Regions from separate parts of the Mus musculus genome. Here regions 1 and 2 are each linked to region 3. Evidence: chromatin loops called from intact Hi-C (ENCODE). Cell type or tissue: left cerebral cortex. All regions are shown on one strand.

Region 1 (8,000 bases), 160 kb after region 3:
CCAGCGTATTTACTAACTCGGCCATAAATAATCAGAGTGATTTGCATATTACTATCTGGCTTTTTATAGCACCACACATCTGAGCTCTGGCAGGCAAAGCTGGGGTGGAGGCAGGGCAGGAAGGTGAGCCACGCTCTAGGCACGCAATGACATTGGTCAGAGTGGTTCAAGTTTCTAACTCTGATCCATAATGCCCGGCAGGCCTGACTTTTCCAGGCCTAAAAGCGGAGAGAGAACCAGGGGTGGCATGGGGTGTCTGTGACAGGAAAGCCAATCACTGTCACCTGGTCAGGGGCAGACAAGGACACAGGGGTAGCTGAGAATAGCTCTAAGACAGACATCAGCAAAGCAGAGCTTTTGAGCTCTGAGCAGAAGGCCACTCGCTTCTCTCATGCACTATGTAGGAGCCAGCTGCAGCTAAGTGCTCACACTCTGCAATCAGACAGGCCTCTGCCCCTGCCCTTCACACTGTGTAACCCTGCTTGGCTCACTTGACTTCTCTGGGCTTTGTTTGTTCCTCTGTATGATAGGAACCACAACAGCACCTATCTCCATAATAAAAGCCAGACAGTGGCGCACGTCTTTAATTCCAGTACTTGGGAGGCAGAGGCAGGCAGATTTCTGAGTTCGAGGCCAGCCTGGTCTACAGAGTGAGTTTTAGGACAGCCAAGGCTATACAGAGAAACACTGTCTCAAACAAACAAACAAACAAACAAACAACCCTGCGGTTTCACTTATCCATACGGGAAGGTAATTTAGCAGAAGGTTAAGGCACAGGGCAAGGAATGGATGCAGTAGTGGTGATGGTGGTGACAGTGATGGTGATGGGGACAGCCATGATGGTGCTGATGACGGGGTTAGTGGTGGCCACTATGAGGGCGATGACAAAATATTGAATTTTCATGGGCTAGTGATGGAACTCAACACTACTGCCCTGTTCATGTGAAGCCGTGGGTTTGATCCCAGCATATCGTCCCCCAAGACAGAAGAAAAGATGTAAGGGGAAAGGAAACCATCAGAATGGGATGTAGCTCAGTTGGTAGAGTGTTTGTCCGGCATCTGGGAAGTCCTAGACTCCACTCCCAGAACTAGTGGTGTGTGCCTGTAATGCTAGCAGCTCGTGTGTAACTAGCAGGAGGACCTGAAACTTGAGGTCACCTTTAACTACATAGCTAGTTCAAGACTAGCTAGAATTATATAAGACCCTGTCTCCAAAAAAAAAAAAAAAATCCTTTATACTTCTATCATACTAATGAAGTGCCCACTACTAAGTTAGGGAAGCCATCAGTGTTCGAAGCTGGCTGTGGTCAAATGGAAGTGTATAAAGGGGTCCATAGAAGCAGAGATTTGGTCCATTTAGGGGTTCTACAGAATCTGGGGATGTTCACCAGGCTGCCTGCCCCACCTCTCAATCTTTTACTTTGCCTATTTGCCTCTTCTTAGAAGGGCAGCTGTGAAGAGCCAGGGATTTGTGTGTTGTGTTTTGTTTCCTGTTTCCTCTTGGTGTAGAGTGGCCACACACACCCTTTGGAGAATGAATACATGAATGAATGAGGCCTGCCAATAAAAAACCCACTCTATATTAATCACAACACACGCAGAATCCTCCTGATTTTCCTCTGCTCCTCAACACCGCTAAATCCTCCAGGGTCATTTCTCTCCACCGTATCCTGGCTGTCTTACCTGTGATCCCACCACTGCCCATGTGGGTCTCCTGACCAGATCCTGACCATCAGGTCATCGTCAAGGACCCTCTTTGGGGTGGCCACGCCACAACTGGGGCTTGAATTGTACCCTGGGTTTTCACCAAAGGTGATATCTAGAGGAGAAAGGATGCAAGACCTGGAATGGAGCAAGCCTCTTGGAAGGAAGTTCCATGGTGCTCAGCTGGAAAGACTGGCACAGGAGAGGCGGGGACAGAGGAGGAGCCATGAGGGTCCAATCACTCTTGAAGGAGGGTCTAGAAGGAAGCTCCAAGGGGGAAAGGGTGGTTTGTGTGAGCCAATAGAATAAAACCCAGGTCTAAGTGTCCTGGGAGGTTTCTAGATAATTCTCTCTGGGCACACATGATCAGAGGCCGGGCTAATTGGCCGTGGTCACTCTACACCGGGAGTAAGGCCTAAGTTTTCAAAAAAAAATTCCTTAGGTTGGTCTGCATTTTCCAAGTTTCTCTAAGCTAGAATGTTTATATAATGCAAATAGGTATCCAATGAAGGGAAGGAGGAAGCCAGAAGCTGAGGAAGCGGGGGCCACATCCTGGAGGAGGCCGGCTGTGCTCTACTCCCCGCTGGCCATCCGGGAACTCCTATTCTGAGCCTCACAGCTCAGCTCCCTGGCAGCAAATGGGAGATTTGTGCAGGTCGTGGGGCCCCCTGTTTCTATTTTCTTCCTTCTCTTTCCCACTTTGTATTTGGTAAGAATCTAATTTTAACCTCTCCAGATGCCGTATTTTTGATCTTTTCAATTGATTCTTTGCGGAAATGGAGTAACAGAAGGGCCGTGAATCTTTTTAATGGAAAAGATAAAAAGGCTTTCAATGGCTGGGAGACAAACCCTGTCTGCTCCCCTCTCAGCCTGGCCTTGCCTTTGGGGTCCCAGCCCTCCCATACCCCTGCTTCTGTCATGAAACGGAGAGACACCTGCATGCTGGGCCTTCGCTGAGGACAGCTAATCGTAAAGCATCATGTGCAGCCTGTGGCATGGAAGAGATCCAGGCTGGGTGAGGTTAGGAGTGTATGTCCCACCTCTTCAGTCTCGCAAACATTCCTACCCACCCCTGGGAGATATTGGCCACTGTCTGGACACATCTTAGTTTTTACAGTAGAGGCAGAGGTGCTACCAGCAGGCCAAGGATGCAGAGGTCAGCTCCCAGAACAAAGATTATCCATGGACTCAGAATTTGGCCATGTCACAGTGGAGACACGCTACTGAGCCATGTGCCAAGATGGGTCTCATCTCTCTAGCTCTAAGATGCCAGTAGCTCTGGCCACTGGCCATCCTTGGATCATTCGGACATTCAGGCTTGTAGCTTCTTCTGGAACTAAGGGTTGTCATCACTCACTGCTGTCCCAGTATGGAAAATATAATTCATACTCCACGGACTAAATTTCCATTTCACAGCTGAGGCTGTGGAAGATGAAGGGAGCTGTAAATAGAAGGCCTGGGATTGAACTCATACAGTCAAGCCCTGAGCACCACTCTGAATTCTGGGACAGCAAATGGCATGTAGTAGTTGTTGCTCTGGTTACCCCTGGGGACCAAACAGCATCATTGGGCAACAGAGCTGGTCCTAGCCACAATGTATCTCCACTGATACACAGATGCATGCCTTAGTCCCAGGTTCCCCCGTGAGTCCTGTAGCCTGATACTGGTGCTTTCCATGTGTAGTCTAAGACCTTGAAACCATGGCACTCATTTTCTAGAGGAAGGAGTTAGTTTAGCTGGGTAAGAGGACTTCCTTCAACCATCCCCTATCCATATCCAGGATCAGTGTATTGGATCATAGAGTAGGAGCTAAAACAGGACCACACCACAATGTGGACAATGTGTGCCACTGAGGGGAAAGGCAAGCCAGATAGATGTGGCCTTTTGACCATCAACTTCTTGACCTCAAAGAGCCTGAAATCAATAATGACATGTAGTTCTCTTATGGCCCTTGACCTCAACGGAACAGGACACTGGCAACAGTTCAAAGGGAAACCAGTAAAACCAACCAGGACCCCTGAGACTCTGCCCTTACGCACTAAAGCAGCCTAAAAATAAACACCAACGCCTTCAGCTGTTGATTAGCAAGTAAGCTATTGGCCTTTGGTAACAAGTGAGAGGCGTGGACATTCTGACAGTCACTGGGGTGTGTATGCTTTAAAATACTCAACCAGGAAGTCCCACTGTGGTCATGCTTCAGGGACACATCGAAGCCACTAACACATCAGACCAGGGAACACAGAAACAAGGAAAGCGATGAGAGGACAGAGAGAAGGCACCAGGGCAGGTTGGTTGACGAGCAAGAGAACTGCACTGGAGAGTAGGCCAGGAAAACAGCCAAGGACAGCCTCCACTGTCTGTCTGGGCCTGGCAAGCTTCTTGTCTTTGAGGCTCTGTTCTCTGAAACCCATGACTAAGTCCTGAGAGAAGCATGCCAGCAAGGCAGGCTATCCCTGCCCCATACACCCATCAGCCCTTACCTGCAAGATGGGGTTCCCTCAACCTATCGCAGTCTCTATTCCTAGAGTCTTCTGGAACAAGCTTCCCTCTTTCTTCCTATACCCAATTCTGTATTTGTCACCAACCCACCCCACAGCCCTGTCCTCCTTCCTGCCCTCAAAGTGAGGCTAGACAACTGTTGGATCTTCCCAGGAGCCACAGTGACAAACATCAGGTCCAGTCAGATGGGACTCAGGTCCAAACCTCTAAGGTATGGGTGCCTGCACTCACACGTGCTTGACCATATACATAATTAAAAGGAAGCATAAATATTTTTTTAAAAATCTCACAACACTGGCCTTGGTCCTCTGGAGCCTGGGTTTACCCAAGGATCAAGGACACCATCCAGGTCTCCTGGGGCTGCTGTACTGTGTCGAGAGCCTGATTCTGGGTTGAGCCTGGGCCTTGCAGTGCGCCTTAATCTCTCCAAACCTCATTCCTATCTGTGAAATGGGGGGATGGTGTCCACCTTGTGGGATCAGTGTAAAAAACAAAGGGTTCAATTCAAAACTTCCAGTTGGAGCTTAGAGAGCTTTGGGCCTTAGTCTAGGATGCCAGGGCACAGGGTAGGATTTGGGTACAGCAGACTTCTGGGGCTTCTTGGCATCTGGATCCCAGGTCCAGGATACTGAGACCTGGCTACTATCTAGCAAGGATGGGACCTTGTGACAGTCAGGCTGAGTTAAAAGGGTCTCAGAGTCTGAAGGAGAGAGTAGCAGCTAGTGGTATTCAGCAAAATGTGAGGATTCAAAATCATCTCACATTCCTGTGAACAAGAATGAAGCCACTCTGTTGGGAAGCAGAGGGGAATCAATGGTATTGGCAGGCCCATCGTGTTCTCCTATGATTCATTGAAAAGTGGGCCCAGGCAGCTAGGAGAAGGGTCTCCTCCGCACAGGGTGGAACCTGAGCCTAGACCCTCAAAGCTGGCCTACACAGTGATACACTTCCTCCGACAAGGTCACACCTCCTCATCATCTCAGTTCCAATGATCCAAGAGTATTCAAACCACCACATTAAGTCAGCCCCAATTAATTGTTGCCTTTATAAGAGTTCTTGGTCATGAAGTCTCTTCACAGCAATGGAAACCCTAAGAGAGCTGTCAGCCATGGAAATGCAAACCCTTATAAAATAATCGCTTCCTTGTTGTTTAAAGTTCAGAATAAAGCTCATTTAAAATATCAAATTGGGGCAGGGAGATGGCTCAGTTGGCTAAGTGCTGAGTTCTGGTCCCTAGCATGCACATACAGAGAGCCCAACACTGCTCACAGAGGGACAGTCCTGGGAGCGTCAACTGTTCACACCGGCAATTCCAGAACCAGGGAACCCCGTTCCAGATAGAAGTCAAGGTCAGAGCTGGACTGCGGCTTGCTCTCCTGGAATGTTCACATCCCAGCCTCAGTGCCACCATTGGCTGCAGCCTAGGTCCTTTCCTAGCTGTGACAACAAGCCTCACACCCTCTAAGCATCTCTTTTTCTCCAGTTAAGCACTGATCTTCCCCTACCCTCTAACCTTCTCTTTGTCCTGGCCATTCTCCTTTGGGCCCACCTGAGCTTATCATTGCCCTCTGTGATCGTGGGCGGAGAGAATATATTGAAGCATCTTCTTTCTTTCTTTTTTGTCCATATTTAACTTTGAGTTGACTGAAAATGCATTCTTATTATAAAAATAATGCAACCATGTCACAAAAACCCTTTTTAAATAAAAAGAAGAAAAAAACCTCAAAGATAACCAATCCTCCCCATGAGTGTATGGTTACCATGTTCGTGCCTTTGCCTCCTCTGTGTCTGTTGACCAGGCCCATGTTCTTACACAGCCAATAATCTCATGCACAGATCTTTGAGACCTGTTATGTGATTTTTAAATTACATGTACTTAATTAGGGTTGAGGTGTTGTGAGCTTGACACATGAGCCTGTGGAGGTCAGAGGACAGGAAGTCAGTTCTTTTCTTCCACCATGTGGGTCCCACGGATTGAACTCAGGTCATCACGAACTTGACGGCACGCTCCCTTACCCTCTGAGGCATCTTGTAGGCCTCCGCTTTGTGGTTTTAAACTTAAACATTTTTCTAGGCTATAATGTCATGATGGTTGTCTTTGGCTTCCTGCACCAGTGTGGAACTGAGGAGGAAACTTAACTCTGAGACAGCTTGACTAGATCTGGAGAGCAAAAGCAGGCCACGACAGTCTACAACCTCAAGCTTCATGAGTGTGGCAATTCTTCAGAGCTGTCTCTTCCATTCTGTACTGGTGTCACCTGCTTTGGGGCCCTATTTGTGCCTGCCATGCATTCATCTGTTAGACCAGTATGTATCAAACTGAGGTGTCGGCAGCTACATGTGTAATAATGAGCAAGGTGGCAGTGGCCTCATAAGCTCATAAAGAATTGAGGGTGCCAGTGTCTTACTTAGTAAGGCATCAGAGAGCAGGACATTCATTGAGATCCCAGGACACATGAGACAAGGGTGCTTCATCTGCACACATCGGCTCAACACACTTCTTTGCAGATAAGGGAGAGGCGTCCAAGGGTACTTGCCCAGGATCTGAGAGCCAGGAACCAGCAGAGGCAAGATTCACACCCAAGACTTCTGTATTCAAAGGTATTCCTCAGTACCCATCACGATCACAGAGGTTGTGGGAAGTGATCTGTCTCTCCTGAACCTCTACTAAGATTTAGACAAATTAAAAGACCACTGTATAACCTTCTCAACAATGTGCTTAAATTATTTCATGAAAGAAAGACAAAAACAAAAAACAAAAACAAAAAAACCAAAAAACAACAACAACCAAGATACGGCATAGCTTGAGGACAGGAGGGGCATGGTTATATTTGAGAAGTTTCTACTGAGGCACATAAGCCAAGACCACCATTTAAACAGAAGTATAATTCAGGCACTCTAGTTTATATTTGCCTAGCAAGCAGACAGTTGTGTGATTCAAACCTTTCCGGGACCACTCTGACAACTGAGTACCCAAGAGGCGACTCCATCTGCCTCTTCTCGCCATCAGAATTTGAAAGCCCCCTCCTCCTGCATAATTGCTCCAGGCAATCAGCACCAACTGATCAATCAAACAAAGAAAATTGCAGGTTTGAAGCTTTAATTAAATCTATCCGGCACTATCTAATTAAAGAAAATCTTTATGATTCTACATACTCCAAAATAGAAGGAGCCCACTCCTTTGGGGTTCTATGGATAATTCACCATGCCCTGTCAAGGCCTTCACTCAGTTTACAGTGTTGGAAGAGGTGATAGATAAAGACAACTGGTCTACCTTGCATTCCTTTTAGGCTAAGTTCAAGTCAATTTCAACATGGCGGGTCTATGGGGTTTCAGGAGAGGATGGCTATCTGTAAGTGATTTTCTTTCATCCACACTCCTCCCCAAATTCCTTAGGGCACATAAGTACTTGTTTAGGTCTTGGACCTTTATCTTATCCACCACAAGACGAGTCACCCTGTGACTAAGGGGCTGTGAATCAAGGCAGGGGGAGGGGGACTGAGAACAGACTCCTTTGTAGCTCTGAGTTTACTGGCCATTCTTAACTTCAGCTTTCTCATCTGCAAAGTGGGATGACTGCAATATGCCTTGGGTTGCTGAAATGAAAAAATAAATAAATTACTATGACTGAGAAGCTGCAGCAGCTATACAAGGAGTAGCTATCGTCAGTAGTTGGCTCTGAAGAGAGGAGCAAACTGGGTAGTAGATTTTCAAGCCTGCCGTAGTCTGGGAGATCTCTTTATGGATTCCTTCCCCCTCCTACCAAAGGTCTTGATGGCTTTCTAGCTTTCTGAGAA
Region 2 (8,000 bases), 250 kb after region 3:
CAGCAACAGCGAAGTGGAAAGTGCAATGGAGTTTTCAGTGGGAAAACTCTCCCCAAAAAGGAGAGCCAGGAGTCACGAGCTCCTGCTCTACCCAGGCATCGGATGACGATGGCTCAAGACCTGACACAATGGCTTTCTGAGCATTGGACTTGATGTGAGTAGCCTTGATGCACCCGGCTTGTACCAGAAGCACTTCTCTGATTACGGCTCCTGGGGGTGGCCACCCAGGACTCTCCCTGAAGAATGAGCCATTGAAGTTGGATTGGGAAACCCCATACTATTTTAGGGCCTACGCCATGTGGGAGAAAGTATAAATGAGGGCTTTGTCGCCCCCAGAAACTTCAAAGTTCAGGCAAGAAACTGAAGCTCATAGGGTCTTGGGGAAGAAGGTGAAAAAGGTTTTACTCTCACACTATGTGGGCAAGCCTAAGCCCCAGCAGCCGAGTTCTACCTAGATAGCTGTTGGCCGGCCTTAAGAACAAAGTGACTTTGCACTCATCCCAGACATCTGCACTGAAGATGGAGGAAGTATGGCTTTTATGATGACTAGAAGCTCAGGGTCCACGGCAGGAGGATTCCAAGTGGCTGATACCGCGTGTGTCCCCGGAGATGAATGACATCTGTAGGAATGTATAAGGGATCCTGAGTCAGGTAGACCTGGGTCCAAATCCTGCCTGGGACACTGCTGTAGAAACTGACTTAATCCATTAGAGCTGGAGACTTTACCAGTGAGCTCTCGGTGAACCTTAGCTAAAGCTGTCACTCCCCTGGCTGCCCAGACAAGTTTCTGAAAACCCTAGCTCGAAGGATGCATGCTAAAAGCACGCAGCCTCCCCGCCTGCCTCCTTTGTCCTCCGTGTTGCTGCTCAGATCCGTCTTCCCCTTTTAAGCTGTATCTTCCCAAGGCAAGTGTAGCCCTGGTCAGCTTTCTTTCTCTTTTGGAATCTTATCCCTATCATGGGAATGACTGTTTCTTTGGAGTTTGGGGATCCCTGTGCCTCAGAGAGCTCTGAAGATCAGCCAGATCTCTAACAGGAGCATGTATTCTGCTGAGCAATTGGATTCCCTGAAGCCTGCTCTCATGACCATGACGGTGACGATGAAGTGGGTAAGCCAGGCACAGGAGCCGCTGCTGTCAAAGCCACCTGCTGGCTTCCTCTGAACCAACAGAACCCATCAGTGTCTAAGACCCTGCACACTAAGCTTTCCAGTTCTTTAATTCTAGCTTCCCCTTGAACAGTCATACAGTCACCAACCCTAGCTACAGAACTGCCTACTAAGCTATAGTCAGCCTATTTATTAACACACACACACACACACACACACACACACACACACACACAGTCAGACACATCAACTGTAAATGAGACTTCAAGCCCAAACACACCTTGATGACTGAGCAGTTAACCGCCTTTCCTTGGGCATTCCCCTGTGGGGAGCTGGGGACAGGGGGTGGGGTTTGAGGACTTGTGGCTATGCTTCTAGAACCTAGAACACTAGCTCACCAACCTGTGACATTTAGTTGTAAGGAAACACACCTGGGAAGTCAGGGTCTGTCACTGTGTTACCTCTACATACAGCTGGCTTCCCTCATCCCTGAAACTCGGTCTTGCATCAACAATCCCTGGAAAACAGTCCACGGAAGAGAATTTCGAAAACCATCTGCTGGTGGAAGAGCTGTCCGTCAAACAGCAGCTCTATGCTGAGCAGGCCTGGCAGAGCTGGGTGCTGGGGCTACTAAGAGAATTAAAGCACTGTTCCTTGGTGCTCAGTTTTGTAGTTGAGACCAACACTTTTACATTAACTGGGTACCATGACAGAACAGTGGGTCCTTCTGATGCAAGAGACAGACTAAAAGTTAGCCCTTAAGTGACAAGCAATGCAAAAGACGTTGGCTAAAATTTAGTTTTTAAACCATAAAGGTGAGGAGATGGGAGAAAAAAAATCAGAACTCCTTAATATAGAGTTTAATATCTGTCCTAGTTGAAAGCACTTCTAAAGAACGAGGGGAGTTACAGAGACAAAGTTTGAAGCTGAGACGAAAGGATGGACCATCTAGAGACTGCCATATCCGGAGATCCATCCCATAATCAGCCTCAAAACGCTGACACCATTGCATACACTAGCAAGATTTTGGTGAAAGGACCCTGATATAGCTGTCTCTTGTGAGACTATGCCGGGGCCTAGCAAACACAGAAGTGGATGTTCACAGTCAGCTATTGGATGTATCACAGGGCGCCCAATGGAGGAGCTAGAGAAAGTACCCAAGGAGCTAAAGGGATCTGCAACCCTATAGGTGGAACAACAATATGAACTAACCAGTACCCCGGAGCTCGTGTCTCTAGCTGCATATGTATCAGAAGATGGCCTAGTCGGCCATCAGTGGAAAGAGAGGCCCATTGGTCGTGCAAACTTTATATGCCTCAGTACAGGGGAACACCAGGGCCAAGAAGTAGGAGTGGGTGAGTAGGGGAGTGGGGGGGGGGAGTTATGGGGGACTTTTGGGATAGCACTGGAAATGTAAATGAAGAAAATACCTAATTTTTAAAAAGCGAGAAGACATCCCAGCCTTCTCTCTCTCTCTCTCTCTCTCTCTCTCTCTCTCTCTCTCTCTCTCTCTCTCTCTCTCTCTCTTTCTCTTCCTAGGCTCTCATTCCAAAGAAAAGCAGCAGTTCTGGAGAAGAAAGGAGGGTGTCTAATTTCAGGTCTCAGTGGCCAACAACATGGAAGGAAAGGAGGGCCCACCTAAGGCTGGGTACCTGGGCATCTCTGGAGGAAAGACATGAGTGCTCCGGCCTTGAGAAGGTGCCTTGAGGGCAGGTGCCTGCGCAGGCTGCGTAGACTGAGCTTATCTACACACTAGGAAGGCAGCAGACACCACATTTGGCAGGACAGACCTGTCTGGAAGCATGTGAACAGTATTAGAGGACTAAGCAGGCTGAGCTCACCAGGAGAGTGAGGACCGGCTGATTGATTGTTCCTGGGCACCATACTTCAAGGAGGAAGCTGAGTGTTCGTATTAGAGAGGGAGAGGTGGTGAAACCCGGAATCCTAACGGACTGCAATGGAGTGGTTCAAAGGGCCGGGACCATAGGCACAGGCAGGGGAAGTACAGGGGGGTCAGCAGTGAGGTGATCGGGTGATAGGTACGTTTCAATGCCAAGCTACAGGGAATGGCTAGGAGCAGGGAAAATGGATGAAATACCCGCCTTTGAAGAGAGTTTGGGCAGACAGTGGTTGAATGGGCTCAGGAAGGCCAAGCAAGACATCTTCTTGGTGTGTTTTATGTGAAAGATACAGGTGTTTGCAGGCCGAGGGGAAGCAGGTTTCAAGGAGAGAGGATGACTGAGGGAAAGTGGGGGTGGGGGGGCAGGTAATTGAAGAGAGGTCTCTAGGGAGGCTGGGGTCCTACAGCGGTGGAGGAAGGAGTGTGATGGGAGGCAGGCCAGGAAGGATGGAGAGGAAGGAAACAGGCATGGACAAGGAAAACACACACACACACACACACACACACACACACACTCACACACACACACGTACATACACACAAATCCTCACAGTCCATCTCTCCAGCCCAGGGAAGTACTAAATGCCCCAAAGCACATTTCATGGTCAACAGTATGCAGAGATCACAAAAAGAATGCCTCTCCCATACCTCTCACACCACTTCCTGCCCACCTCCCTTCACTAACTCCATTTCCAAATGTCTGCTGCCTACAAGGCCGGATAGTTGGTGGAAATGCACAGGAAAGCTTCCAAAAGAAGTGAGCGCTCTGGGAGCCAGGTCTGGGCCCACCAGAGAGCAACTGCCCCTCCTTTAGACACACATACACTCCAACTTAGGTACCTACCCAAGAGACAACGACAAATGGATCTCAAAAAGGCAGCCTTCCAGCACTGCAGAATACTGTGCAGGCCCGGGTGAGTTGGCCTTTTTCTCTCCCCAGGGGCATGGCATACTCAAAGGGGCAGGGGCAAACCTAGCAAGGAAAACAAATCTAGCAATCCCAAACAAGTTCCAATTGGCCAAGGCAAAGGGGGCCTTTGCCTGGACAAACATCCAATGGGCCCCACAGCAAGTAACAACGGACCCCACAGCTCATGTGATAAGTCTTGGTGACCAGAAGCATTTGGTGTGAGCGGCCTCCCGGTGGGTGTGGGTGTGCGGAGAGGCCTAAGCTGAGAGAGGCACGCGCACCGCGGGCGCCCCTCTCTGGGTGTCAGTGGCTATGACTTCTTAGGATTACCTGAGAAAGTCCGGTCAAGTAGGGATAAACAGACAAGACTGTCTTGGGGAGCCCTCCCTGACAGGAAACCCCAACACTGAATGGTTATATGGTGAATGACAACGTCTGATGGGACATTTCACAAGATGCTGAAAGCCAGAGAGGGCATGAGAGTTTTTACCACACACTGGCCAACCACGGGAGGGGGCACACTTTCCAAGAAGCGCCAGGGCTTGGGGATGGCCCAGGACAAGGCTTGAGAGGCTCAACCTGTGGTTTTAAAACACCAAGCAAACAAGCAACAACAACAAAACCACTACTGTGGGGCGGGGTGTCCCGGCTCCAGGCCCAGGCATCAGGTGCTTCGGGTGTTCTTCCCCAGCGGGTGTCAGCATCCAGTAAAGTGAAAACGCAGCTCCAGGCATCCCCGTTTGGACCGGTCCCCCCACGGGCACACGGAACTTTCTAGGTTGTGGCTAAGCATCTGAAGGTGCCGTGGGTAAAGTAGAAGACCAGTTGAAACCAACAACCTTTAGAGCAACTGGGCTCACTAAAGGGTCCACATGCCTCTCTCCCAGGAACTGTAAGCTGCAACCACACATCCATCCTAAAGTCCCGCGACTCTCCACACCCTTCAGGTCTGTCCGGGCTGGCTTAAGGAGATCGAGTCTGCCACCCGAGCCACGGATGCCGCAGCCCAGGCGTTTGGCTGCAGCAGGGCGCGGGAAAGGGCACTTTGGCGCGGAGTAGGAGCCAGTAGAGGGGATGTGTCGGCACGGACCCTGGCAGTGACATTCCCCCTCCTCCCTCCCCACCCGGCACGACCTCCTCCTCCACCTCCAGTGGTTCAACCCCCCTTCAGATCTTCACATGAGCCCTTCAAGAAAGATTGCACGGACCCCCGACCTGGGCGCGCGCCCACCTGCATCCCGCCCCCAGCCCAAGCACCGAGGGGGCGGGCGGAGGGCGTCTGAGGAGGTGGGTGGTGACCGCAGTCTCAGGGCTGTTTGGGCGGGGGCAAAGGCTTTGGTCGGAGAAAATGGGCGGGGGCAGGGAAAGACAGACCCTCCAGACGCGGAGGGGGCGCGCCGAGACTCTCCAACCCCCAGGACGGGTGTGCCAGGCGGAATGGGGAGAGATGGGGGAGTATGGCTCTGGGAAAGTTTATCCCGGAAAAGCTTGGCATCTTGGGGGGCTGGGAGACAGGAGAAACTGAAGCCACAGTCCAGGTGGCCCGCAACCCATGGAGGGGGATGTCTGTCTCCCAGGCCCCCCATACCGGCCGGATCCGGCTAAGTTGTAGCTGGGGTTGGGGACATCCATGAGGGTAGAGGTGAGGATGTGGTCGAAGATGGAGTAGGTGATCTGGGCAGACAGAGAGGAGGATGAGCAGCAGGGTGGGTAATCGGAAGAAGGAAGCCAAGCCGAGGTGGGGGAAGGGACTGGGACCGCGTCGAGGTTGGGTGGGCTCGGGTGGGGCGGGCGGCGCGGTCAGACTCACCCGCGGCAGCCGAGGCACTGAGCAGCCCCCAGCCCAGCAGCAGCAGCAGCGGTGGCGGCGGTGGTGGCGGCGGTGGTGGTGGCGGCGGGCGGCCCCAGCGACTCCCGGTACCCGGCACAAGCGCCCAAATCCCGATTTCGCCGCGAGCCCTCACTGCCGGGCAGCCGCAACATCCTTGCTCCGGTCCCCGCGAGCGCGGCATAGCGCGGCCAGCAGCCCGAGGGAGAGGCTTCGCCCGCCGCCGAGGAGAAAGGAGGTCAGGAGAGCTCTGTAGCTTTTTTTTTTTTTTTTTTTTTTTTTTTTCTTCCTGCTCCGGGAGGGGGGGAAAAAAATCCCGGTACGCGGGAGCCCTGAGCTTCTGCGGCTGGAATGAACCAAGTGTCCGCCCGGCCGGGGAGAGGCGCGCTGCGCTCTCGGAAATGACTCGCTCCAATCCCGCTTCGCGGGGTTCGCGCCGGGGGGCGGGGGGGGGGTGAATTATCCCCGGATTAATCACTCCGGAGCCGCTTCTCCGCCGCTCCAAATGCTGGGGGTGGAGGCGCAGTTAAGGAAAAAAAAAAAACTGGATGGGGGGGTGTTCTTCAGCGCCACCTGCACCCCCTAATAAACCACAAATTACATCTAAAGGGTTGTTTATTCCTATTTGTTCTACAATTGACCAGTTTCTTTTAAGTTCAGTCCTCCGGTTTTCATGTAAAAGATCACCATCAGTACATCCCCTCCCGTGTACACACACACACACACACACACACACACACACACACGCACTCACGCACAGAAACACACACTCTTGCATACTCAGGCACACACACACACGCCTCCTCCACGTTTGGAAATGGGAATACTGTCTGGGGAGAGGTAACCAAAGAAGATTGCAGTTCCCCGGAGTCGTGGGTCTTGCGAGAAAATCTTGGGTACTGGCTTTGAACTTGTAGTCTTGGGTCTGGGGAGGACACTCTGGAGCTCAGCTAGCTGTAGCCCACCCCAGGAGATGGGTTCGTGGACACAGAAGAAGACAGGGTTAAGAATTGAAGGGTGAGTGAAACAGGAGGGGTGGGGGTGGTGAATGGTCCCTTCATTCAGTCCAGGGCAGTCCTACCCCTAGTCTAAGACAAAACCGCAGGGATGTATACTGAGATTGGGGGCGGGAGCGGGTATGGGATTGATGGAAGTGTTGTGTACGAGTCCCTTGAACAATTTACCCTCTAATTTAAGTGACTGGACTCTGCTTGTCCCCCATACCCACCCAACCAGGGCCCCAAACCAGATGAGTTTCTCCCAAGGAAGTGAACCCTTATCTTCTACAGGCTGGTAGCGGCTGCCTTCAGACCCACAAGGGCGCAGCGTAGTTCCCCCCCACACACACACACACACACACCAACCCCCCTCCGCCTCAGCAGCGGTCTCAGGCTGGTCTACCCTAGGCTGCTCTGCCAGTCACGAGGGCCCCTTCGTTGCCTACGCCAAACTCTTGCCTAGGGCGAAGAGACGCCTAGGGAGATGAGGGAGGCCGGAGAGGACCGCGAGCAACATGGCAGGGGGAGAAGGCTCCGCCTGGCGAGCGCAGCGTAAAAGCACCTGCCGATGTACATCCCACCCCACCCCCCTCTGCCAGAGTCACCCAGAGAGGCAGATCTTGCGTTTAGGCAGTCTGGCAATCAAGTGATTTGGCCAAGCTGGCGTTCTGTCATCCTGGAGGCTCAGGAGCCCGGGAACCCTGATGGCGGGCGGCGAGGCCGGGACATTTCCTGGGAAGGGTTAAGAGAGGGACTTCAGGGTTGGCAACTTGGGTTAGGGGGTTTCTGCAACCCAAGTTGACCAGCTGTCGGCGGCGAGCCTGTGAATTTCTCAGGAAAGGCGTACAATAGGGCTTCGGGGTTCTGTCTGGGATTGGAGTGGAGGGGGATATGGAGGAGGAGTGGACGCTACTTCTTATTCCCACCAAAAACTTGCTCCACAGAGCCACACTTTCTCAGAGCGCTTGGTACGAGTCTTTCTCTTTCTGCCCCAACCCCAACCCTGGCGGTTCCGGTTTCCCTGCATGAGCTCATCCCACAGCTGGGGAAGGCGCCTGGTGGCCCCCGGAGTGGGTATGGAGAATCCTGTGAATCGCGGGTCCCATTCCCCACCCCCATCACACTGGCCCATCCCGACTCAGTCTCTCTGAGTGCCAAGAACCAACTGAAGCGGCCAGAAAACCTCAGTGAAAGGCCTGCTTTATATGCCTAGGGTAGCGAGGAGGGGGCTGTTCGTTTCTCATTGTCCAGGCCCAG
Region 3 (8,000 bases):
GGGCAAAGGTAGGTTTATTGTTTGTTTGTTTGTTTGCTAGGTGGCCTGAGGTAATTGAGTGTGGATGGTGGCAGTTGACTTGGGAAGATGGATGGTCTATTGAGGCAGCTTTAAAGAATCAGCTGTGGGTGGACCATACCTGTGATTCCATCCTTCTCTTAAAACTCCTGTCTTCAACAAAGACTGCTCAGACCACAGAGAAGTGACACATGCTCACTTCTCTCCTGACTGGGATTCCTCTCGGGCACTGGGCTGGCATCAGTAGAAAGGGCATAGGTAAGACGCACCCACTTTCTCCACACTGCCCTGGGCTTGCTGAAGAGGTTGCCAGTGGACACGAGCCTCAAGCATCAAGAAACTGGAGGTGCCATCTGTTCCTTTGACTCAAGGAAGGAGAAAAGCCCAGAACCCACTGTGCCCTCCTGAGCCCCTCACCAGGAGCTATAGCTGATCTCACAGAGACAAAACAGTCACATGGTTCGAAGGTCAGCATGGGACCCAACTCAGGGAGTCCAAACCACATCGAGTTCTTATCTTAAATGTCACAGGGTTGAATAGAGACATATGCCTTCCAACATTAGTTATCTCTGCTTTGTGTGTGTGTGCGTGCATGAGTGCACGAATTCCTGTGTGCCTGTGTGCATGTGTGTATATGCCTACAGATATGTATGTACATGTGGAAAGCCAGGGATATCCTCTAGTGCTGTCATTTGTTAGACACCTCTACACACACACACACACACACACACACACACACACACACACACACACACACACACATTTGAGACAGGTCTCTCACTGACCTGGGGCTCACCAGGTAGGCTAGGATGGCTGTCCAGGGAGCCCCAGGGATCTGCCTGTCTATTTCCCAGCACTGCATTTGCAAGCATGCATCACCATGCTCCACACACTTGCATTGTGATAAGTCTGCCCACTGTGCTGCCTTCTGAGCTCCCGGCTCCTTTTCATTATCTAGAAAACTGTTTGAATTGTGGGAAGGGTCTTCAAGCGGAGTTGGGGAGGGGTTCCTGCAGCTCACCATTGGTTCAATTACTTACACTAAATCTCAGCTCCTACACCCTGGGGTGGCCCACAAGGGTCTTTGACAGCTCAGTATGCCCAGTCCTTCTTGTCATTCTGCTCACCAGCCACTCAAGCCAAAAGCTGGCAGCCAGAGTCTTCATGTCCTCCCCTGCTTTATCCCTCTGATTTACTGAATGCCAGCTAACAAAGGTTCATCTTGGCACTCCCCCTCTCAATCTCCCCCTATACTACCTTGATCAGACATCACCACCACCACCACCCTGCCCCAGTCTCATCCAAACTCTGGAAACAATAGCAACTCTGGTTATCATTGTCTGTGTCCCTTCCCACACCCCTCCTTCCTCTCCCCCCTCCCCCCCCACCATCCTATTCTCTCAAAGCAGCAAGGGGGATCTTTCAAAGCTGATCAGGATACTCCTCCAGGATAAAGCCTTTGTTGACTCCCTGTTGCTGTCCGAATTAAACACTACTCATCTGGCCTCGCTCTACTTCTCCCAGCTCACCCCCACCCCTCGGGTTTCTACAGCCTTCTGGTATTTCCCCAGGCATAGAGCGTGGGAACTCCACCTCCCTCCACAGGCCCTCATCTCACCAGCCTCCGAGAAGAGCATGATGTTAGACTTCTGCCTCTGCCTTGCTGTCCCTGCAAAGTCTCCCACCCACTGCCCGCAGCTCGCCATGGTCAGCAGAGAGGGAAAGGATGCTTAGAACTGCCGTCCAAACTTGTGCATTCTGACTATGCACAGTGCGTAGTGAGAGCATTATATTCAGTTCCCCGGTTTTTAATTACCCCGATATCCCCACAGGACACAGACCGATGAGAAACCAGAAGCCTTGGAAAGGTTAAGTAATTAGAGCGAGGCCATGCAACAATGAAAGGCGTTCAGATGTTTGACCTCCGAGACCTATCAGCAAACGCCATCAGAGAACACATCTATTTCCTGTGGTCTATGCCGGGGAAAGCTACTGAGCCTGAACAGAAAGCCCTCTGAATCAGGAGTGCCTGGCCTGGCTTACGGGAAGGCAACATTATCTACCACAAGGTTATTAGGACAACAATGGACTTAAGGCCCAGTCACTGCTCAAAAAATGCCTGATTCTCAATTCAATTTAGTTGAATGCAGTCTCATTTAATTTAGTGCAGCTATCAAGTGCTCACCGCAGACCTTGGATGGGCTCTGAGAGGCCACAGAGCAAAGCAAAGCCCCTCTCGGGGAAGGAGCAGAGCCAGGCTACAGGACGGGAATTCCGAGGGCAGCGCTGAGCTCTTGGGAACATTTTCCAGCTCCTTTGCTAGTCCTCCATCAGTGATCAGCTAAGCGGAGCTGTGAAGGTGTTTTGGTTTGGTTTGGTTTTTTGCCCAGATTTCCTACAAGATACATGCACAAATACCATCTATTACAGCATCTGGGGTGTTTCCCCAAGGCTCATGTGTTGAATCTCCAGTTGTTGGCTCTATTGAGGGGTGAGGAAAAATTCACTTGGAGGAAGTATGTAATGGGATGGGTTCTTGAAGGAGCTTCGGGGATTTTCTCTCTCTTTCCCCTTCCCTCCCTCCTTCCCTCCCTCCCTCCTTCCCTCCCTCTCTTTATCCTTCTCCCTTCCTTCCCTCCCTCCCTCCCTCCTTCCCTCCCTCTCTTTATCCTTCTCCCTTCCTTCCCTCCCTCCCTCCTTCCCTCCCTCTCTTTATCCTTCTCCCTTCCCTCCCCCTCTTCCCCTCCTTCTCTCCTCTTCTCTTCTTCTCTTCTTCTCTCTGTCTCTCTGTCTCTCTGTCTCTGTCTCTCTCTCTCTCTCTCTCTCTCTCTCTCTCTCTCTCTCTCTCTCTCTTTCTCTGCTTCCTGACTGCTGTTCTGTAAACACTTTATCTCTGCGCATTCCCCACTATAATATTCTTCCCTGCCACAGCACAGAATGGTGTCACCAAGCAACCATGGACCAGATCTCTGAAACTGTGAGCCCAAGTAAAAGTCCTTTCATTTTTCACAGCCATTTTTCTCCCACAGCTGTGGAAAGCTAATGTGTCACCAGTGTATATTAATAGTTCTCTTCAGACATGATACATGTCAAAGGAATTGGGACTGACAGGGACACCAGTGACAAAGGATGAAGCTTTACAGAGAGAGATAAGCTGCCTCCAGCAAGCTATGTTTGCTTTCTGGGGATCAGTTCCCGCCCCCCCCCCCCCCGAAAGAGGACTGGAAGTGATGCCTGTCTCATAGGAGCCTGGTAAAGGTAGAGGAAGGGAACATATACTTAGCTACTAGGACTTGTTCTGGATTGGTTGGCTTGAAACGCTTTAATAATTGTAACTTCAATACTTTGCCTGGCCACTGATCTGTATAAAACGCTCCTGGTGAGCCTGATATGGCTGACTCTTGAGAGGCTGTGCCAGAGCCTGACAAATACAGAAGTGGATGCTCGCAGCCAACCATTGGACCAAGCACGAGGTCCCCACTGGAGGAGTTAGAGAAAGAACTGAAGGAGCTGAAGGGGTTTGCAACCCCATAGAAGGAACAACAATATCAACCAAGAGCTCCCAGGGACTAAACTACTAACCAAAGAGTACACATGGAGGGACCCATGGCTCCAGCTGGATATGTAGCAGAGGATGGTCTTATCTGGCATCAATGGGAGGAGAGGCCCTTGGTCCTGTGAAGGCTCGATGCCCCAGTGTAGGGGAATGCTAGGGCAGGGAGGTGGGAGTGGATGAATGGGGGAGCACCCTCATAGAGGGGGGAGGGGATAGGGAGTTTTGAGGGGGTAATGGGAAAGGGGATAACATTTGAAATGTAAATAAAGAAAATATTCAATAAAAAAAGAACAGCAACAACAAAAAGAATGCCCCTGGAATAAATGGATGCATGAGTGGTATGCATGATTTAGCATTGGTAGCCACTGGAGGGCCTCAGGAAGCAAGCTGAGACATTGGACTAGGGATGGCAAGAATCACGGAGGAGTTTTCAGCTTGGGAATAGTCCTGATCAGCTGTGGACATTTGGCAGGCTCACACTGGATCACATTAGAGGAAGGACAAGAGAGCCTTTCTGCAGACAAGTAGGGGACAACTTCATGGTATAGTGTATCCTCACAAGGTCATGGTCAGGAGCTAGGATGCAGAGAAAGGGAAGCAAACCCAAGATACTTTTGCATTAGAATTGGCATTAGGCAAACAAGAACTGGACAGATGACAACCACCCCATTTGGTCATCATGGTTTTTCCTGAGGATGCCAGGGAAGCTGAAGATGCCAGGGATGCTGAGGGTGCTAGGGATGCTGAAGATGCTAGGGATACCGAGGATGCTAGGGATGCTGAGGGTGCTAGGGATGCTGAAGATGCTAGGGATGATGAGGATGCCAGGGATACTGAGGATGCTAGGGATGCTGAGGGTGCTAGGGATGCTGAAGATGCTAGGGATGCTGAGGGTGCCAGGGATGCTGAGAGTGCTAGGGATGCTGAAGATGCTAGGGATACTGAGGATGCTAGGGATGATGAGGATGCTAGGGATGATGAGGGTGCTAGGGATGCTGAGGATGCTAAGGATGCTGGGGATGCTAAGGATGCTGAAGATGCTAGGGATGCTGAAGATGCTAAGGATGCTGAGGATGCTAGAGATGCTAAGGAAGCTAGGGATGGCTGCTGTCTTTATTTACCCAGGTCCAGAACAGAGTTCTGGCCTTTTTTGTGTGGTCTTTCCATAGACAGTCAGGGTGGGCAGACCATGACACTCTTCCACAGAGCAGGATGCTAAACGTACAGCTGGGGCAAGCAGACAGCCACAGGAAATGGCTTCCCCCTGGCAGATGGGCCTGGGCTGAGGACAGAAGTCACTCTGAAATGCAGCCTGTTTTTCAGGGGACATCTCCAAACCTAGTTAGAAAATGAGAACATCTGAAAACAGTCCAAAGAGAGGGGCTGTATCTCTCATTTGCCTCTTGCTGCTCTGTGCCAAGTGTCATTGCTGGCTCTCTCATTCAGCCTTTAGCGTGGCCTCAGAAGGAGCTCACCCCAGTTCTCACAAGTAGGCAAACAGAGGCTCAAGAGCTTCTTATGAAAATATGATCCAGGGACAGAGGAAATAACTCAGTCACTAAAGCATTGGCCTTGTGAACATGGAGACCTACTTCAAACCCCAGAACTCACGTAACTAGAGACAGGTGTAGTATAGAGTGTTGCTTGAAATCCCAGCCAATAGAAGGCAGAGACAGGAGGATCTCTGAGGATCGATGGCTCGTCACCCCATCCTACTTGACAAATTCCAGACTGGTGAGACCCTTGTCTCATGAATGAAGATGTGTGGCTCCTGAGAAATAACAGCTATGTTTGAGCTCTGACCTGCACAGTAATATGCACGCATGCACACCCCAGTGTTTCACGGGAGGAACCAGAACTTGAACCCAGCACCTTGACTCCAAAGCCCACTCTGTTCCCTTGAGGTAGAAGTCATCTTTCAGCTTAAAGATCTTGTTCCTATATTTGCTGCAGCTCAGCAACATGATGGAATGCTTGTGGGAAGCTATTTGGCAATAAGAATCAAAAGTCTTAAAAAATACTCATTCTGGGAATGGTTCCTAAAGAAATGATCATAAATTCAAGGGGGAAACCAGCTTTACACACACACACACACACACACACACACACACACACACACAGAGAGAGAGAGAGAGAGAGAGAGAGAGAGAGAGAGAGAGAGAGAGAGAATGTGTTCTCCACAGATGTATTTATAACATGAACGATGAGAAACAGTCTGAATGCCCATGGAAAGAGGAAATGGTTAAGTAAACTGTGATACAACCTCAAATATGTGAGGGCAAGGGTTTAAACATGGCTGTGATGAGTTCAGTGCAGACTCTCACCACTGCCTTGCAGTGATGGGACCGTCCCCACACCTGCACCCAGACAGTGCTTGGGGTTCTGCCCTTTCCAGCACTCATCAGCTCCTTCCAAACCAAACTGCTCCAGTGTGTGTGTGTGTGTGTGTGTGTGTGTGTGTGTAAAACATTAATATGGAAAATAGAACTGCTCGATGCATATTAAATGAGAATAAACCATCTCTAGAAACCTTGCTTGTTTTCACTGGCCTGTAATAGAGAAAAAAATAGGCACTGGACTTAGAGGAACGTGCCTTTATGTCCCTCTTATGAAGAAATCGGGGAGTTGCCAATTCTATCATTTTGCTTTGGAGGCACTGAGCACAGACAAAACCAAAACAGAAAGAAAGAGGCTGTGCAGATGTCTCAGCTTAAGGATGAGGACCTGATCTCTGGAGCTCATTGGTCAGCCAGTCTAGCCAATCAGTGAGCTCCAGGTTCAGCTATAGACCCCCATCCCAAAGTGATGTGGCTAGGGGTAAAGAGCTCAGTGGTTAGGGACACTGACTGCTTGTGCAGAGAACATAGATTCAGTCCCCGGCACCCACGTGGCATCTGGAACTTCAGTTACACAGAATCTAATGTCCATTTCTGGCTTCTGTGGGCGCCAAGCATGCATGTGGTACACAGTCAAATATGCAGGCAAACACTCACAGACATGTTTTTAATCTTAAAAAAAAATTAAGTAGAGAGTGATTGAGAAAAAAATCCACTACTGACACATACTGGTATGCACAGGTGTGCGCACACTCTCATGCACACATTCTCACTTACCTACACTACATACACACACACACACACGTGCACACACACACACACATACACACACACAAAACAAACAAGCAAACGAGGAGAAGAGCATGTACTTTGAAAAGGAGTAGGCAAAATGGCATTGCTTGAAGCTAATATGATTGCCTAACCTAGAAAAACCAAACTAACCAGCTTTAAATCTATTAGAGCTAATGAGAGTTCAATCGGATGGCAGGTTACAAAAGAAATACACAAAAATCAATACCCTGCTTTCTTTCTTTTCTTTTCTTTTTTTTAAAACCGGCCACAAACAATTAGAAAATGCAATTGCAAAATTATCCTGTTTACCAGAACAAGAAAAACCGGCAAAACCACTCAGGAATAAACCTAACAAGCAATTTACTAGGCCTACATGATGAAAACTATAAATGCTTTGTTAAAGATCATGAAAAGTAGCCAGGCATGGTGGCGCATGTCTTTAATCCCAGCACTCAGGAGGCAGAGGCAGTCAGATTTCTGAGTTCGAGGCCAGCCTGGTCTACAAAGTGAGTTCCAGGACAGCCAGGGCTACACAGAGAAACCCTGTCTCGAACTACTACCCCCCCAAAAAAAGATCATGAAAAATACCCGAAAAGTGAGGGGAGCCCCACGGTTCTGGGGAGGAAGACTCACTATCAAAAACATGGCAGTTCTTTCTAGAGCCTTCTACACATCCCTTATCTGGCGGGAAAGCTGAAAAACTTACTCTGAATTTCAACAAGACACAAGTGCATATGGGTCCCCAGTGGAGTGTTTTCCCAATAAGAAAGAGGGAGGTCCCTTTTCCCCGGAGAGCAGAGGTCACCATAAAACTACAGCAAGACCGTGATGGAGACACAAAAAACAGACCAGGATGCTGAGGGAGGTGTAGCAGGCAAAGTGCTTGTTGCGCAAGCTTGGGGACCCAAGTTCAGAATTTGGGGACCCGAGTTCAGAACTCCAGCACTCACACAGGGCTCAGTATGGTGGCAAACACATGCAGTCCTGGTGCTCCTATGAGGAGATGGGGAGCGGCAATGGAGGACTCTCTGGAAACGCATGAGCTGGCATACAGTATTGTTTCTAAGAGAGTAGGTCTCGCTGATACAAAACTCCAGTGTTTTATGTGGTCAGATTGGGAGAAGGTGTGTTCTACCATTTAAAGTATCTTCTGTGAGTGAGAACTAAGCAATGCTCTAAGACCAGTTACTTATTGACAGGATAATTATCTTGTCAAAATATATAAAGAGCTTCTACAAATCAATAAGAAACATACAAATAGAAAAGGAGGCAGAGATTAAGATCGGCAATAAAATAAA

What was found. Hi-C counts contacts between places; a loop is a spot of excess contacts. Peaks named below come from ENCODE experiments on the same cell type or tissue, not always from the same donor. Only the 100,000 strongest peaks of a DNase experiment are listed, where the experiment ranks them.
Region 1: it touches region 3 in a loop (2.0-fold over the local background); 4 of 42 quality-filtered maps call a loop at or near these places.
Region 2: it touches region 3 in a loop (11-fold over the local background); 4 of 42 quality-filtered maps call a loop at or near these places.

What each region holds. Positions count from the first base shown.
Region 1 is chr4:128,079,636-128,087,635 of GRCm38, reverse strand. All of the region lies in intron 2 of Csmd2 (CUB and Sushi multiple domains 2), which reads right to left. Among named protein-coding and RNA genes, the nearest start is that of Csmd2os, 81 kb to the left of the region's middle. In left cerebral cortex, no CTCF peak of the experiment used is centred here; DNase peaks (open chromatin) are centred at 77, 2,314, 3,040 and 4,068; H3K27ac peaks cover 1,507 bases.
Region 2 is chr4:127,985,999-127,993,998 of GRCm38, reverse strand. It overlaps Csmd2 (CUB and Sushi multiple domains 2), which reads right to left and starts at 5,955. Exons shown (of 71, transcript NM_001281955.1): 1 at 5,728-5,955. The coding sequence starts at 5,929. It also overlaps a transcript of CK137956 not described here. In left cerebral cortex, CTCF peaks have their summits at 1,148 (motif pointing left), 4,216 and 7,273; DNase peaks (open chromatin) are centred at 6,088, 6,536, 7,188, 7,893 and 6 more places; H3K4me3 peaks cover 4,243 bases; H3K27ac peaks cover 3,068 bases.
Region 3 is chr4:128,235,287-128,243,286 of GRCm38, reverse strand. All of the region lies in intron 5 of Csmd2 (CUB and Sushi multiple domains 2), which reads right to left. Among named protein-coding and RNA genes, the nearest start is that of Hmgb4, 22 kb to the left of the region's middle. In left cerebral cortex, a CTCF peak has its summit at 3,932; DNase peaks (open chromatin) are centred at 2,409, 4,016, 5,543, 6,391 and 2 more places; H3K27ac peaks cover 188 bases.